2 separate regions of the Homo sapiens genome follow, and region 2 is linked to region 1. Evidence: chromatin contacts called from ENCODE Hi-C or POLR2A ChIA-PET data. All regions are on one chromosome and are shown on one strand. The core of a region is the stretch at or near the end of the contact, and the rest is flanking DNA. Distances in the headings are between cores, read along the strand shown. Region 1 overlaps LOC105378415 (a long non-coding RNA gene). Region 2 overlaps STAMBPL1 (STAM binding protein like 1).

Region 1 (3,216 bases), core at 282-2,781:
CTTCTACCCAGTAGATACCAATAATATGCTCTCTCCGACCCAGCTGTGACAATCAAAAATGTTTCTGGATATTATCAATATGCTTTGGGGTGCTAAACTGATCTGGTTGAGGACCACTACCATAGAAAGCGGAATGATGCAAGAGGAAGAATTGTACATAGAACAGTCTATGGCATGATAGCAACTTCAACTCCAGCCCCATCCATCAGGGGTGATGGGGATCAAGAGTTGGCTTGCTTGCAGAATGAGGCAACATGGAACTATGAGAGATTTTCTTCCAACAGACGCTGGTATTTCTATTAAGTTTCTCCTTTTACAATTTTTTAAAGCACCTTTTGCCTTTGGAAGTAACCTCATGTAGAAAGCATGCAGAGTTCTAAAATGCTAAGTAACTGATATATATATATATATATATATATAAAATATATATTTATATATATTATGTATCTTTTTATATTGTATATATAAATATATATATATATTTAGGTAAAGCCAACAATTCAGGGATGTACTTATATCAGTTAGTTTTTGCTTCTAAGCAAACCAGTCCAAATCTCAGTGGCTAAAAAAGACACTTACTGCTCATGCATCAGGTTGGCTGGGGTTCCACACATCCAGGTTGGACTTGACTGGGCAGCTCTGCTTCCCAGTGTAGGTCTCTGGGTCAAGTGGGGCTGCAGCAGCTGGATGAGCTCTGCTTCATGTCTCCCTCCTTGTCCTGGGACCAGTGGGCTACTTGGGGGATGTTTGGCTCATGGTGATGGCAGAGGTATAAGAGGATAAGCAGAAACACATAAGACTTCTTGAGACCTAGGCTCAGAACTAGGATACCACCACTACTGCCTCATTTCATTGGCCAAAGCAAATCGCATGGCTGCCCCTTTAGTGGGGAGAGCTGCAAAGTCATATGGCAAAAGGCATATGGATACAGTGGGTGGGTGGTGGGGACGTGTGTGTCAGGGGAAAAGAACCATGGTCAATGACACGATCTATCACAGCTCTTACGTTTAGAGTAATAATTTTGCTTTTATATAATTTCAGAACTGCACTCCTTATTTTTTTTCTGGACACCTCTGTAATGAGAGAATATAATCACAGGACCGTTTTAAGAATGGAATCATCTGGTAGGGAAGAGTGAGCCAAACAAACTCTCAGAAATTTTATTTTAACTCCAGTTAGCTCAGTCTTGTATGAATTAAGCAGCATTATATTTCTGTGGTTTTTAGAAAATGGAAAAAGCTGGATTTGTCCAACACAGGGGCAGAGAAGAAATGCATTTTCAAAGATGTTTGTGAGATTAAAATGCAAAAACACCTATTTTTAAGGATTGGCAGATTGCAGATGTGTTGGCCAGAGGAATGTTGAGTGAAAATCTCTGGAATGTTTTAGCAACCTTTAAAATTTATTACCAGGAAATGTGTGCTGCTTGCCTTCTCTGCATCTTTTCAAAAGGTCTCTTGTAAATCCAGTCAAGCCTAGTCCAGGTAGGGAGGTTTGGAAACAGTGATAAGTAAAAGGCATTCTCTGCTGCTGTGCCTCAGCTCCAGCCTGACCAAACACCGTTAATATGTAACCCGAATCTGACCACTTCTTTTATGTTTACATTTGGTTTCAGTGTTATTTTTAACTGGTGAAAGAGCAGTTCAAAGTCATTTTTTTTTTCTTGGCACTTACCATAATCTCTCAAGGCTCAGTAGCAGAATGGCAATAAGTCACGTCAGGGGTCTTTAAACCTGGTGGAATTAAAAATCACTTACCTTATTACACATGTGAATGTGCTGAAGATGGATGGGTCAGGGTTTTCAAGGATAAGACATTATATCAGAAATCATGTTTAATTGTTTTTACTGAGACCTTAGATTTTGAGGATGGTCTACACATTTGGCACAATTCATCCAAAATGGGGGTGTACTCCACATCTATCAGAAGAGCTCAGAAACAATGAAACCAGACCAAACCAAAATGCTGAGCATGTAAGTACTGGAGAGGATACAGAGCAATGGGAACTTTCAAATATTGCTGTTAGAAATGTCAAATGGTTCAGCCACTTTGGAAAAGAGTTTTATAGTTTCTTAGTAAAATGTATGCTTACCATAAGACCCAGAATCTCACTCCTAGGTAGTAACCCCAAATAAATTAAAACTGTGTTCACACACAAACTTCTACATGGAAGTTGATTATGGCTTTAATTGGTGAATGGATAAACAAACTGTGGTGCATCTATACAGTGGAAAATTACTTAGCAATACATAGGAATGAACTACTGATACATGAAATTACATGGTTAAAGCTCAAAGGCATTATGCTGAGTAAAATAAGCCAGACTCAAAAGGCTATAAACTGTGTGATTCCATGTATATGACATTTTGAAAAAAAGCAAGCCTATAGAAAAAGAGAATATATTAGTGATTGCCAGAGGTTAGGGTCAGGGGCTAGCTATAAAGGGGCATACAAGAAATTTGGGGGGTGATGGAATTATTCTGTATCTTAATTGTGGGAGTGGTTACTTGACTGCATATGTATATCAAAACTCACAGAACTGCACACTAACAAGGGTGAATTTATCCTAAAATAAGCCTAATTTGTAAAAACTTGTGGTCCCCCAGAATCTCCTGTTTTTATATTTATCAATATAACATATATATTTGTATGGCCACCAACTCATGCCTGCTTCTTTGGAAATGGTTTCCTGCCCACAGTCCCTGCTGAAAGAATGGGCATAGACTATGCTTCTTCTAGCTGATTCCATATCCAGACCCCACTCGATGGGACCATGGGTAGACATCTACCCTGAACTGAAACAGTAAGATGCTCTCTGTTGAGAGTTTAAGAGACATTGAAATCCAGCCCAGAGGGTGTAGATTTTGGCCTGCAGGTATGTTTTGTTTGGCACAGTGTTTAAAGAAAATTAGTTGCCAGCATAAAAAAGTGGGAGATTTCACATAGAAATCCAGATTTCCGGCTTCTCTTGAAGAAATGGGAGGATCCGGTAAAATGGTCCCAAATTCCTGCATGAAGACAATGGCTGGAGCTGAGATCCATTGCCCCCTTCACACCAGTATGCACTCTCCATCTGCACAGCTCCTGCCACTCCCTGTGTGAAGCCCAGGGGTGGCTGTGCTGGTGCTATTAGTGGGCTTTTATAGTTATAGGAAATAGAAAATCTTTCTTATATTTTTTTCTGTATCAAAACTGGGAAAACTGAAGATAGGCCAT
Region 2 (3,041 bases), core at 38-2,537, 820 kb after region 1:
AAAAGGATGGGAATTACTAATATTTATTGAATTAATATTTAAACTTGGGTACATTCACTTGACTTCTCTGAGCCTCAGTTGTCTCAACTATAAAATAAAGATTCTAATAATAGCTAACATTGATAAAATATTGACTATATGCTAGGAGCTATTGATACTCTAAAGACTTTATGTGCTAACTCATTTGATCCTAGAACAACCACATGATGTAGGAACCACTGTTTCTCCCATTTTGTAGATGCACAGAAAGGCTATATAACTTCCCTGCAGTCACACAGCTAAACATATTTGTTTTCTATTGCTGCTTTACAAATTTTTATGAAATTAAAGGCTTAAATATACATGTATTATCTTGCTGCTTTTTGGTTCAGGAGTCTAGGCACAGCTTATCTAGATCCTCTACTCATGGTCTCACAAGGCAGCAATTGACTTGTTGACATGGGCTAGAGTCTCATCAGAGGCTTGCAGTCATCTTCCAAGCTTGTATGATCATTGGCAGAATTAATTTCCTTGCAGCTTTGGAACTTGTGGTGGCTGAGTCTTTAAGGCCAGCAGGAGAGAATCTACTTCTTTTAAAGGTCTTACCTGATTAGATCCAGACCACTCAGGATAATTTTTCTTTTAATTAGCTTAACATTATTAGGGGGATTCTTATATCTACAATATCTCTTCATCTTTGTCATGTGATTCAACATATTCATGGGAATAATATTCCATGACCTTTGCTGTCTTCTATTGGTTAGAAGCCAACTACAGGTCTTAAACACACTCAAGTGGAGAGGATTACACAAACCTACAGATATCAAGGGGCAGGAATCACAGAGCTATCTTAGAATTCTGCCTGTTATAGTTCTAAGGTTGAGTTTAAATCCAGACTGGCTCTAAGTTTAACAGTCCATGCTTCTAATCAGTATTATCTTCTTTATTCCTTTGAAGAAAGCAAACCTACTTTATAACCTTGCATAGAGTTCTAAGTAAGGTATCCCGCAGCAGATTCATACTGGGTGTCAGTCAAATGTGAATTATTTTCACACCTTCACTTTTAAAGATCAGCTTCAGGAAACTATAACCACTTGCAGTTTTGTATTTTCAGGAAGAGATTTCCAACAGTCTCTCTAAACACTCAGGTTATATAGGTTATTTCAATTTGTTCCTGTTTGTCTGAGGCAGAGATAACCCTGGGGTTTGGGATTTCAAACTTGGGTCTCAAAAAATAACTTTAGTTCTGCTTCTTGTTTTTGAAACAGATGAAGTGATTGAGAAGAAACAGTGAACATCCTCATTTCACAGATAAGACAACATGGATCAGCCTTTTACTGTGAATTCTCTGGTAGGTCACACCAGCTGATATCTAACATTTGGTTGGAAAGCCCAAAAAGAAGAACAGAAACATACAAATGTGAAATGAGTCACAATTACTTTAAGAAGTTTAGCACTTGTAGTTTTTCATCCATCTGTGTGGTTGTCTTCTTTGAGGAAGTGACTAATAAAGCTATCTTTGTAAGACTTAAAAATAAATTTTATTTTCCACAAAAGTCTAAAATTTTAGTTTATCTAGCTAGATTCCAGGAGTGTAGTCCTTTGGCAAAACACCGGAGAGAAGAATTTCAGAGTTGATATCTGAGGAGCTACTTAAAGCTCTTTGTGCCTCAGCTACTTTATGGATAAGAATTGGAGGCTCACCTTGTATGGCGTTAACTGAGAAAAACATACATAACACCTAGGTACTGCTTTGGATCCTCGTGTAAATGTCTTTGTACTTGAAGCTCTTGTTCTTCTCACTTTTCCCCTCACTGCCCAGCACTGTGCACACTTTCTCTAGCTACATCACATGGGCTTATTCTGTGTCCTAGATCAGTCTCTGAGTGTGAATATAGACACATTATGTAATCTCCATGGCCCTGATTTTGTACTTTTTGCTCAATGACAATTGGAAACAATATTTTTGATGGTCCTAGCCTACCAGGATGGTACGATAAATGGAAACTGTCATTCCCATTTTCCTCCTCTTGATGACCCTCCCCAGCCACTCATGGTGACCTTGTAGGAGTAGCCCCATGAGCTGCAGTATACTAAATACCCTGTACGCACAAAGACTAGCACCAGGACATAAAGAAAGAGAGGGCCTGGTTCTTGTACTGAAATAGGTTGTGACCTAATGTTTTTTCTTTTTTTTTTTGAGGCGGAGTCTCGCTCTGTCACTCAGGCTGGAGTGCCAATGGCACAATCTCGGCTCACTGCAAGCCCCACCTCCCAGGTTCATGCCATTCTCCTGCCTCAGCCTCCTGAGTAGTTGGGAGTATAGGCTGCCGCCACCACGCCCAGCTAATTTTTTGTATTTTTAGTAGAGACAGGTTTCACCGTGTTAGCCAAGATGGTCTCCATCTCCTGACCTCGTGATCAGCCCACCTCGGCCTCCCAGATTGCTGGGATTACAGGTGTGAGCCACCGCACCCGGCCCCTAATGTTTTTTCTTGACCAAGAAAGTCATTCACAAAAATTAGTTGTCTTCAGAGTATATTTGGAAAGGTAGACAATTGCAGAAACATTTTCACTTTCTGTCCCCATGTTGTTGTTCCACTATGGTTAATAAAGACTGACCCATTTCCACCTCTCCAGAGGAAGGAGTCATACTTATGAGATGTCTTCTGTGTTTTTCTAGAACATTATATAACAATAATTAAAATTTTATTGTATATGTCACTGTAAAAATGAACACAAAGGCTTTTTATCTGGAAAATTTGTGTTTTCATCCAAGAAGTCTGCATGCAAATGAAATATTATAGATTGATGAAGACTTTAGGTTATTTTCCAGCTTATCTTTGAAATCAGTTTTAAATTTGGGAAGGTCCATTCAGAAGAGGAAAAATCAATCTAATTTTCATTTTCAGGGAAAAAAAACTAATTATAATCTCTTGTTGCTTCCTTCTCTCACTTCCGTCTGTCTTTTATTTGATATACCTATTAATCATCACTTATGTGGCAGGGAATATGCTACATTCTAGGGAACAGAGATAAATGGAAAATGATCCCTTTTAAAA

Evidence for each region. A loop is a pair of places that touch in the nucleus more often than their neighbours do. ChIA-PET counts read pairs that join two places held with the same protein, here RNA polymerase II (POLR2A). Pooled maps may share reads with other maps.
Region 2: a map with no recorded cell type shows a loop between it and region 1 (5-fold over the local background). The contact joins two enhancer-like sites. A Hi-C loop is called at or near these places in 1 of 37 single-sample maps with no recorded cell type and 5 of 50 pooled maps. POLR2A ChIA-PET finds 5 or more read pairs at or near these places in 1 of 52 experiments (activated CD4-positive, alpha-beta T cell).

The regions. Positions count from the first base shown.
Region 1 is chr10:88,078,805-88,082,020 of GRCh38, forward strand. It overlaps LOC105378415 (a long non-coding RNA gene), which reads right to left. Exons shown (of 6, transcript XR_007062225.1): 5 at 580-1,733. Among named protein-coding and RNA genes, the nearest start is that of PTEN, 220 kb to the left of the region's middle. RefSeq lists an enhancer at 1,408-1,702. Within about 2 kb of position 1,532, at least 3 of the 41 ENCODE cell types and tissues checked have a DNase peak (open chromatin) inside an H3K27ac peak, as active enhancers do.
Region 2 is chr10:88,900,409-88,903,449 of GRCh38, forward strand. It overlaps STAMBPL1 (STAM binding protein like 1), which reads left to right. Exons shown (of 11, transcript NM_020799.4): 2 at 1,248-1,330. The coding sequence starts at 1,301. Among named protein-coding and RNA genes, the nearest start is that of STAMBPL1, 22 kb to the left of the region's middle. RefSeq lists enhancers at 1,498-1,547, 1,678-1,777. Within about 2 kb of position 1,288, at least 4 of the 41 ENCODE cell types and tissues checked have a DNase peak (open chromatin) inside an H3K27ac peak, as active enhancers do.